Linked DNA regions of Homo sapiens: region 1 is linked to region 2. A link is a contact called in ENCODE Hi-C or POLR2A ChIA-PET data. All regions are on one chromosome and are shown on one strand. Each heading gives the region's core, a stretch centred on a gene start or an enhancer-like site at or near the end of the contact. The rest is flanking DNA. Distances are from core to core; before and after follow the strand shown. Region 1 holds the start of NFIB-AS1 (NFIB antisense RNA 1). Region 2 overlaps LOC105375977 (a long non-coding RNA gene).

Region 1 (5,459 bases), core at 1,963-4,462, 830 kb after region 2:
GGGTGCGCGAAGGTTCGGTGTGGGTTGGATTGGGGTGGTGGTTGGTGGTAAAATGCTTTTTCAAAAAAGGCGGGGAGGGGGGCGCGGGAGGGCGCAGGAGGGCGAGCGGGCGGGCGGGAGGGAGAGCGGGGAGAATGTGTCACCGCGCTGGGAAAGTTCAAGGTTACAGCCCCAAGCACTGCGGCAGGATCCCGGAGTGGTGATCGCAGGCGAAACTTTGCCGCGAGCCGACCATGTGTGTGCGCGAGGGGCAGCGTGAGCGAGTGCGCGCGGGTGGCGGGGCGCGCGCGGGAGAGGGCCGGGGTGGGGGCGGGGTGGGATGGGGGAGAAGGGAGAGGCCGGGGTGAGGGAGGGGGCGCGAGCGCTGATCTCTGGGGCGGAAGAGGCTCGCGGCGCGTGGTCCCCGGCAGCAGCAGCCGCCGCCGCCCGCGCCGGGTCTTCGGCGCCCGGCCGCCCGCCCGCCCGCCTCGCCCCGCGTCTGACCCGGCCGAGCGTGGAGGCTGCTGTTGCCGCCGCTGCCCAGAGCCCAGGGGTATCAAAACGATCTCCTGAAAAATTCCAAACGATAAATCCCGCTCTCCCGCTCGGCTCCAAACTCCTCTCTTTTCTGCTCTAGGCTCTTTTTTTTCCCTCCCTCTCTTGCTTTCTTTCGTTGCAAAACTTGGAAGTTGAAAAATTCACCGGTTCCACCCTCTGGACCCCGCTCGAGCTCTCTCCAAATCAGACTTAAGGATTGTTTTATTATTTAATTACACAATCATCGCTTTACTCCTCCTCCTGCAAACGCGCATTCCTTTTGCACCAGCCTCTCCACACCCCCCGCCCCCCCACCTTCCTCCTCCTCCTCCTTCTCCTTCTCTCCCCCCACCTCTCCCTCATTTGTTAAAGGTATCCTACCGGTGCTACAGAACCATGACTTTTTTTTTTTTTCCAAAATAGCTCTTCTTTCCGCTGCCCTCCCCACACCAGCACACACATACACACCCCCGAAAACCCGCCCTGGAAGAGGTATTTCGGTGCTCGCTGCGGACTCTTTTAAGCCGCGGGAACATCCGAGTGGGAGAAGCACCGAAACCGTCTGAGCCCGAGAAAGGAACGAGTGGAAAATTCCCTCACACCCAGGCCGCCCCCAGGCCGGGGCTGGGGCGCGGACACTCGCACCCGGGGCGGGCTCAGTCCGCGGAGCCTGCGGCTGCCGGGAAAAGGGGGAGGCCGAGCAGGCGGGGACCTGAGCGAACTTGGGCTCAAGTAGTTGGGGCGCGCCGGCGTGGACCAGGGGGGTGCGGCGCCCAGCCCCCGACGGCCCCGCCCGGAGCCCGGGTTCGCGGATAGGGAGGGGGTGCGGGTTCGTCCCGGGTCTGCCCACCAGGGGCCCGCACCCGAGGCAGTCGCGGCGCGCGGCGCTTCGCCGCGGTTTGCCGCCCTCCCCGGGGGTGCCCCGTGCACGTGGCCTCGCTCTGAGCGGGAGGACCGGGCCGAGCCGCCGCCGCCGCCTCTTGCTCCCTCCACCTCCTCCCCGCGCCCGGCTTCGCTCTCCTCCTCCTCCTCCTGCAGCCCCGCTGGCTGGCTCCCAATCCCCACCCCCCGGGGCCCGGGGCGCCGGCGGAAAGCGTCTCCCTACCCGCCCGGGTGCAGGCGGGGCGGGGCCGCGGCGCGCCCGGGGCTGCGGGGCGGGCCGGCGGGCGCGCGCGCGCCGCTGCAGCCCTCCAGAGGCTGCGGGCCCTGAGCCGCTCGGCGCCCGCGCCGGCTCCCCACCGCGGCGCTGCCCCGCCCCCACCCCGTCGCCCGTGCAGGCTCCGAGTGAATGAACTTGATTCCAGGGATTTTGAAGAAGGCGGTTCGCCTTGCACCCTTTCTGCACCCCCCGCCCACATACACACACCGCCCCCCAAATCCAGTTTTCTGCTTGGGGTGGATGGGGACGAGGGGGAAGCAAAGGCCTCCCAGACAATGGAGGGAGGAAAAGTGAGCGCCTGGGGCTCCGAGTCTACCTAGCTGGGGGATCCGGGGGGCGCTGGGGCTACCGGGTCCTCGCGGGCCCATCCCCAGGGCGGGGCCGCCCCGCTTCCACGGGTACTGCTGGGGCGTTTCGAGGCTCGCCCCCGATTCCCCGGTCCTCTTTCCACCGCTTCCCAGCTCGTGATCTGTCCCCTCAACTTTAGCCCCTCTCACTCCCTCTGGTTTCTGTCCACCGTCCCCTCTTCCCTCCCCCAGCGGACCTGGAGGAACCAGTGACTTTTTCCTTCACCAAGTGGGAGTTATCCACATCAAGCATTTCACAACGACACATCAAGAAAAGTAGGCAGGTTCAAGTCAACCATGAAATGGTCACTTTTTAACCCCGTCCTGTCCTCATTAGGGAAATGCTCAAACACAGTCCGTTTTCAAAGAGCGCTCTTAATGAGGCGAGCTTGCCAAGTTTACCAGCTGCAGCCCCCGTAAACCCAGAGCCCAAAGAAGAAAGGCGCTGGGGGGTGGGGAGTTCGGGAGGCCGGGGACGGGGGCTGCTGGGACTAGGAAGACAGGTAAAGTCGGGGAGATCGCGCGGACCCCTGCGAGTTAACCCTTTCGGCCACACGCCCTGGGAGCGGCCTCCCTGCGGTCCCCGCCCCTGCCCCGGCAAATCCTGGAGTCAGCGTTCTGACAACGTTAATTTCCTTTGTGCGGGTCATTTCTTCTTTTTGAAAAGCTGGGATAAAGTTGGCAGTCTTTATGGATGAAAGAAATGAGGTGACAGGGTTAATCCAAGTAAATACTCATTTCTCTCAGAAATTTTAGGCAACCTCATCTTAGATTAAACACACACAGACACACACACACAGAGAAACCACCAGCACGAAAGCATCACTTTGTATTGCACATTACACTGCATCCCCTTTCTCACCCTCACCAGATTCTGAGGGGAGGGGGTGGGGAAGCTCTACTGATAATACCAGCTTTAACTACTGCAGTTTCCCTTTGAACAAATATTCAATTTAACTGGAGTTAATTTACCATAAAAGACATTCCCCTTGGCAGGAATGCACTAATATCCTTGAACACACCTCTTTGAATGCCTGGACTCTCATAGAAGCCATTATTTCGGGGTCTCTTTAAAAATCGAGCGCCCATCTCTCCTTCTCTCCCTCCCTCCCTTCTTCCCTCCCTCCTCACCACACCACCCCCAGTGAAATCCTGGCACCCAGAGAGCACTCCTTTCAGCCTGAGAGCCCAGAACCAGCCGTTGTCCCCTGGCAAAAAGAGGCCCAGGGCTGAGCCCTGGGCAAGTGTCTCCCGACATCGCTACCCCTCCTCCCTTTATTAGTTTCCCTTTCCCAACAGAAACCATTTCCTTCTGCCACCAAAACTAGGTTGCATCCAAAAGTTTTTCACAAGCTTAAAAAAGAAAAACGAAAAATTGACAAGTATTACACAGAAGAGCCCACAAAAGCTTCAGCAACACCAAGGGCGAAGAAGCAGCGTCAGATCCAGGTAAGACCCCAGAGAAGTGAAGACGTCTGGGGCCTCCCAGGCCCATCACTTAGGGGTTCAAATCTCTTTCAATTGCCCCACGTTTGAGGGTGCTTATGGCTGGTTGCACTTTGATGACCATAGAGGATGCTTGATAGTTTTTGGTTTTGATTTGTTTCCCAGAAAAAGGAAAATGAGATAGGAGTATGGTGAGGCGAGGAAAACCAAAAAGGAATGAAGAGTGAGCAACAGAGACTTCCTGAAAAAGAAGGTTTATGGGGGTGCTCAGTTTCTATGGCTTTGACTGTCTTCTCAGGCCTTGCAGCCATGTGGAGAATGGCTGACACCCCCCAAAACACTTCTTCTTGTCCAGCCAATGCCAAGGTCATTGCAGGCCTTCCCTGGAAGAACTCTAGGGAGTTGTTTGGAAAGAGGGACTGGTGGATTTCGGTGCATGGGATGCCTGGCTTCTCTTAACACAACACTTGTCCACCACCTTTGGTTTGAAAATCTCAATCTTTTAAATCCCAGGTAGAAGGAGGAACTGAGAAAGTGCCTGCATTGTATTCACTTTCCATTTTTTCTAGCACGTCTGTGTCGTGGTATTAAGAGTGGAAATATCTCTGAAAAGCTTCTGATAGTATCAAAATGGGCCAAACACTTCTTAAACTTTGGTACTTACCAATCCTAAACTCTTCATCTCTCCCTCCCACACTGAGAGGGTTAAAAGCACTGGTGTGACAGGCCACTTTCATTCACCCCAAAACCTGGCTGAGGAGGCAGAAAGAAGTGAATGATTCTCTCAGCAACAGGAAACTCTGTTATTTCAGTATTCTTAAAGATCTCCTCCCTAGATCTCCTTGCTGCCTTATAAGGGAAAAAAAAAAGTTTCCTTTCTAACTAACAGAAAGTTTATTGATTTCTAAATAGAATGCCAGTGCTTCAGCTCACTGGATTTTTCAAAACCCAGTTGTATATTTGAAATAAGCAACGCTACCACATTTGAGCCTTTCACTACGGATCTCCAGAGAGGAGCTTGACATCTCAAGTATCTAATATTGTTTTTCTTTTAACCTTTTCCTTCCTAAAGAAATTGCAGCGACAGGTTGCAAATCCTGGGCAGTTTCATGAAAGATTTCTTGGAACTTAACAAAGCTGTCATTTCCAATACACTCGATGCCTTTTTTTTTTTTTTTTTTTTTTTTTGGCTCTTGCATGTGGTTTGCAAGAAGGTTCAACTATTCTACACACCCTGGCTGCATCACCAATATCAATATTTAAAAACTAAATGCAAAAGAGACAGATGACCTCCTGACCCCAGAAAGCAGGCCTGCAAAACTGCAAGTATCTACTGCACCATGCCCTGGGATCTTTCCTTTTTCCAAATGAACCACAAAAATCATACATGTGTAGTCTGGAAAACACAAATTTATATCCACAAGGAGGAACACCAAAAATCCACTCATAAATGCATATATAAACAATCAAGAAGTATTGAAAGTGCCTGTACTTGATGAGAATTGCAAAATCAATTTTACCAGCTCAGGTAATCAAATTACCCAGCTCTTAAACTACTACTGAGTACTACTACTACTGTCTACTACTCTTAAACAAAAAACAAAATCATACCCAGCCCTTAACGTACTACTGTCAAATTAGGGTAGTAATTTTTTCCCCACCAGAGAATTCACAACTGGTTAGTTTCCCCACCCCCATTGCTAGCCCTTTGCACTGAAATGAATAAATAACCTTGGACCTTTTTCTCCTCCTCTGGGAGCTATTTGGTGTCCCCTGAGGACAAAAGTAAATGAGAAAAATGACGCTGTTAATAATGTCACTGCCGAAATGCCTCTACTCCACTGTTTAAAAAAAAAAAAAAAGCATCCCACTAAGTGTGTCTACATTTCTAGCATATTTACAAGTTATAATACAGTTCTGATCTCAACACCAACTGAGCCAGATTCCTCCACTAAGGTTATCCGGTTTTCACTTCTCAACAGAGATGAGGC
Region 2 (5,237 bases), core at 2,079-4,578:
GGAGGCAGTTTAATTCAATAACCAATCCACGCAGGTGTAGAAAGACAAGTTATGTGGCTGCCATACAAGCCAACAAACAAGAAAATTAAAACAAAACAAAAAACTCACCTATGGGTTCAGTATTGAAGGGTATTAACTGTAAGGGCCACTATTCTTTTAATGGGTTACATCATACAATTCTGTTCTGTTTCAGATGCCAAAACTTAATAAAGGCATAAACAAATAATGCCTAATAAATAAACACACATAATCCAGACCACAGGTTTTCTTAAAACTATTTTAAAGTAATGGAACTCTTTTTTGTCCAGATTAAAAAAAAATTATTTCAGATTACCCACATATAACAAGTCTGAGAATGGAGTTGCTCTAGTTGAAGAACTTCCCTTTTTCCTTCTTTGTAGTAGTTCATAATTTGTGTAGCAGGAGCCCTCCTTCTCCTTTTCTTCCTTTTTCTTCTTCTCCTTTTCCTCCTCTTTTGCTTCCTTTAATGGACTTCTGGAGCATGTTGGAGGAGCCCCTACGTCTCCTCAGAACAATGTTTGCAAATCACTGCTCGAAATAACTGCATGATAAGGATGCTACAGTGGTGACTTAGACACTGAGTGGGGTGTGGAAGTTGATTTCTTAGTTTCTCTAGCCTTTAATTCTGTAATATTCATTATATCTTCTTGGTCTTTTATTCTCTATATACCAAATCCTTATTTAGCATCTCTTTGGAAATCACTTTCTTTTTCAGCATCTTGGAATAACTAAATTTTTGTTTTTGATTACATCTCCATTACAACTAATCGAATGGTCTACTAACCAAATTTGCAAACTGTTCCTCTGTTTACTCTGAAGCATAAACTGATATCATCCACATCTAGAGCAGCCACTGGCGAAAATGTGACACCAATTTCTGTTAGAGATCATTTCATTTTTTATAAATGACGAGTTTGGGCACAGAGAGGTTAAATGACTTGTCTGTCACATAATTAAACAACAGAGCTGGGCTGGAATATAGATTTTTATTCTGTCAGTCAAAAGTTTCCTATGTACCATTTTGAGCACACCAACAGATGAATTCAAATCTATTTCACCAAGCATTGCTTCTCAACGGCATTACACAAATTTTAAAAAATTTTAAAAAAGAAATTAAGAAAAACAAGATCTATCCCAAAGTTCTAACACATCTACCATCTTCCTTTTTCTATATTCTCTTTCATACCCATAGTAGTTTCACAGTTATTATCGTAATTTTTGCATCCAGGTCCTTTTTCTCCTCCTCATTCTTCCATCTTCTTCTTTTTCTCTTTATCCTCCTTTTCTTTCTCCCTTTTCTCCTTTTACTCCCCCTACTCCCTTTGCCATCTTTTCCCTTTCCTTCCTCCTCCTCTTTTCCATGTACTTTTCCTCCTCCTCCTCAGGGATATCTTGTAGCAAACCTTCCAGGTTCCTCTTTTCATTGAACAAAAGGAGTAAGAGGATCTTTTTGTTTAATCAAAACAAGCCCTTTCTCTTGGATGACGATTCTGGGGAATGGTTGGACAAACCTGCATGTGATATTCAGAGATTTGAGGAGACAGGAGAAACAGATAAACTAACTCCTTTTTTCTGAGATTTGAATGGAGGTTGTGGGTTAGGTTAGCTACAACCAAGGCCTAATGAGTGTAAATGCCTACAATCTTATTTCTACATGGGTAAGGACAGAAAGAAGTATAACAGAGTAGAAACCAAATGACTATGCCTGGCCTGAGTAAAGGTGAGGAGAAAAGGGGGAACGGTGGTTATATATCAGGAAAGAACTAGTCCTGATCTTGTCTTGTGGCCTACAATGGGATTGTGAATATGGTTAAACAAAGAGTTAGATGTACAAGGAACTAGTATATTTGGGGTCTCAGGCTACTAATGAATGGGTTCTCTGAAGTGAGCATGACATCAGGGAATAGTCTTCGAGTGAAGAACTTGCTACTACAAAAAGGGCTCCAATCTGGCCTTCATGGTAAAGACCAGAACAGGGGGAGTATAGCTATATTCTGAGAACAATATTTACCTTCCTGCCACCAAGATATCCCATCAGAGTCCCTTCGGTGTTTGGCAATTTCCAATCAGCTCTGCTCCAGAAGCAGCACTAGTTCCCACAGCCTCCTTTTTCTCCTGGAGAAAATTTGGCTACATGATTTCCAATGAGCTTTCCCCCAAGAGAGCCACAATTCCACTTTGGCCCCTTTCTCCACCAATGTTGACTCATAAAGCAACCAAAACTGGAAATGTTCACTGTTCCACTACTCTGGAGCATCTTCATATGCTGTGGGATAGCTGGTAAGGTAATGAAAAGAATTTGGAAACCAAGGGCTCTCTCTGTTTTGCTAGACAGTTCCCATTGCCAGGTGTCACTGGTGAGCAAACATCACTTTGGTCCCTTTACAAGTTACTGGAGCTGACTTTCCCTCAGCCACTTTTCTTTGGGCATAGCCGGAAAAGACCATATTATATTCTGCAGCTAGCAACTTCCAGCAACAGGCAGCACATGGAGAAATGACTCAAGTAGACTAGATTCCTCCCATCTCTTAGCCCCCAGAGAGCATATTGCCAAATCTCTGGCAATATTTGGGAGGCAGTTGAGGACTTGGTGGATTAGCCTAAACTTTATGACATACCTGGCTACAGGGACCTGACAAGGGTACGTAAGTTGCATCCTAAACCATAAAATGGCGAACCTTAGCTAGGCTTGCCTTCTACTTCTTCACTTCCTCATGCATTATGGACATTTCCCATATTGCTACTTGGTTTTCTGTATTTGTTTATTGAATGATCTTTATAATTATAATTTGATTGCAGCATAATGATTCCCTTAAGAGGGTGTGCAATAATTTGTTAGGCATTCATTGATTGCTGGATATTTTGGTTTTTTCCAATGTTTCATGATTATAAATAATGTTGCAAAGATATGCCCATCGCTTCTTTTCTTATTTTAAATCATTTCCCTAGTGTGCATTCCCAAGAGTGGGATTACTGAGTCAAGTGTAAACATTTCAGTTAAAGAAATCCAAGGGGAAGAACACATTCTATACACTTGAAAAGTAAACTATGAATCTGGAAAATACCAGTTGACTGGGGCTGAATCTGCACCATTTGCATTAATTTAAAATGAAGGTAAACCTTCCTCTTCTATAACTAAGTCCTGTGAAATAGCATCAACCACATAGGCTCTACCAACACGCTGACCAAACAGACTTAACTGCAGGCCTGTGATACAGCACAACAGAAATTATCTCACCCTTGGGTTCAGTACAACATCCAATTGCATTATCATTTTCCCAGTAAATAGCGCTTGCCATCTCTAACTACAGCTGTGTGAAACCAACAGCGTCCACTTGGCGGGGAATCACATTCCAAAGTGTTACTCAAGTATTGTCCAGAAATAAAACTTAAATCATCTCTCCTGGCTGGCTGAGTGTAAGGTACTTTCTATTTACCAAAGGCTAAAATCATGCCTTTTAAGCAAACTTTGGCTTTAAGTATCAGTTTTCTGACAGGGGAGGGTATTTTTATGGCCTCAGAATGTAAGGTGAACTCACAAAACTCTTCCTTCTTCCTCTTCCCATGGTTTTTGGCATTCAGAATGTATTCCTGGAGCTCTACCTAAAGGCAAATTCCACAGTTGTCTTACCATCTCCCAAGGGAAACATATTTCACAATAGTTACACTAAGGTAATATTTGTTTCACATCAACAAAAATTTATTGAGTGTGTATGCAGCAAGGCATATAGGAAGAATATGGGCTTGACTATCGTACATACTTGCTGTGTATCCAAAGACATTTATGAAATTTTCCTAAATTCCAATGGCCTCATCTATTAAATGAAATGAACAATGCCACCTTCACGAAGTAATTGTGAGTTACAAATAATATAAATGAGAAAAGTGCTCAGTATACAATAAGCAGTCAATACATGTGAATTCTTTTTCCTGGGTCCTAAATGGAATACTGAAATGAAAGACACAGTTTCTGTTCTCAAAGCCTACAGAATAGCAGATGAGCACAAACATAGCTATGATACCAAACAGCCTGTGACAAGTATCATAAAACAAAAACAAAGTTTGGAGAGAAAGAACAAGGGGAGAGAGAGATGTCTACAGAGTGGTCTAGAGTCAGTACTAGATATGTTTTAGATAGCAAACTGAAAATAAGCATGGATCTGGACTCAGCGGTCATGGGTTTCACCGAGTAACCTAACTTCTTTGAGACTAAGTTTCTTCATCTGGAAATGAAAGAACTTAGATTCCCACTTTACAGAGATTGAAAAGCATAATTCTCTTTTGTAACTATAACATTATTTGTATTTTGTTAGTTATTTTAATAATGAGAACTCCAAATTTAAGTATCTGGATGGCTAGGTGCGGTGGCTCACACCTGTAATCCCAGCACTTTGGGAAGCCAAGGTGGGCGGATCATCTGAGGTTAGGAGTTCAAAACCAGCCTGGCCAACATAGTGAAACCCAAACTCTATTAAAAATACAAAAATTAGCTTGGTAGTGGCCCATGCCTGTAATCCCAGCTACTCAGGAGGCTGAGGCACGAGAATCTCTTGAACCCGGGAGGCAGAGGTTTCAGTGAGCTGAGATCGTGCCTGGGCAACAGAGTGAGAATCTGTCTCAAAAAAAAAAAAAAAAAAAAAAAAAAGTATCTGGGAATGCTTTAAGAAGGTGGTGGAATATGAAATAAATAAATTTTATAAAATGGGTTGGGTGTTGACCACATATTAGAAGAATCAGCTGAAGGAGCAGTTTAAGTAAAAGATCTTGGGTAAGAAAATGTACCATCGGATGAGTGAATGATTTAAATGGAAAAATACTGTAAAGTTACTTGAATCCATATGGGATATACTTCGTATGGATAGTTACCTGAGCATGCATTTGTGTGTTATTTGACATCAGGGGAAGCTCTTGACATTTTTTAAACGAGAAGTAAAGCCACTCTCGTCTCAAATTTTAGAAAATAATTCTCACAGTGGTAAAGAGACGGCACAATCCCCATCCTTTGTTGAAAAACCATGTATATTACACATCAAGGAGTCAGCAATTCAATTAAAGAGGTTAGTTTTAAACATCCTGTGGCCTGAATTATGGTCTCCAAAGATGTTTATATTCTGAGGCCCAGAACATGTCAATATGTTATCTCACAAGAAAAAAATAAGTAAAAGGAGGAAGGGGAGATTTTGCTGGTGTGATTAAGGATCTTCTGATGGAAATAT

What was found. A loop is a pair of places that touch in the nucleus more often than their neighbours do. ChIA-PET counts read pairs that join two places held with the same protein, here RNA polymerase II (POLR2A). Pooled maps may share reads with other maps.
Region 1: a map of ascending aorta shows a loop between it and region 2 (4-fold over the local background). The contact joins the promoter of NFIB-AS1 here to the enhancer-like site in region 2. A Hi-C loop is called at or near these places in 1 of 168 maps with a recorded cell type or tissue (ascending aorta) and 3 of 50 pooled maps. POLR2A ChIA-PET finds 5 or more read pairs at or near these places in 1 of 52 experiments (MCF 10A).

What each region holds. Positions count from the first base shown.
Region 1 is chr9:14,313,875-14,319,333 of GRCh38, forward strand. NFIB-AS1 (NFIB antisense RNA 1) reads left to right here and starts at 3,213. Exons shown (of 2, transcript NR_186536.1): 1 at 3,213-3,471. NFIB (nuclear factor I B) reads right to left here and starts at 267. Exons shown (of 11, transcript NM_001190737.2): 1 at 1-267.
Region 2 is chr9:13,481,848-13,487,084 of GRCh38, forward strand. The region is part of intron 3 of LOC105375977 (a long non-coding RNA gene); the gene reads left to right. Among named protein-coding and RNA genes, the nearest start is that of LINC01235, 53 kb to the left of the region's middle. Within about 2 kb of position 3,329, at least 8 of the 41 ENCODE cell types and tissues checked have a DNase peak (open chromatin) inside an H3K27ac peak, as active enhancers do; they include ascending aorta, where a contact is called at or near this core.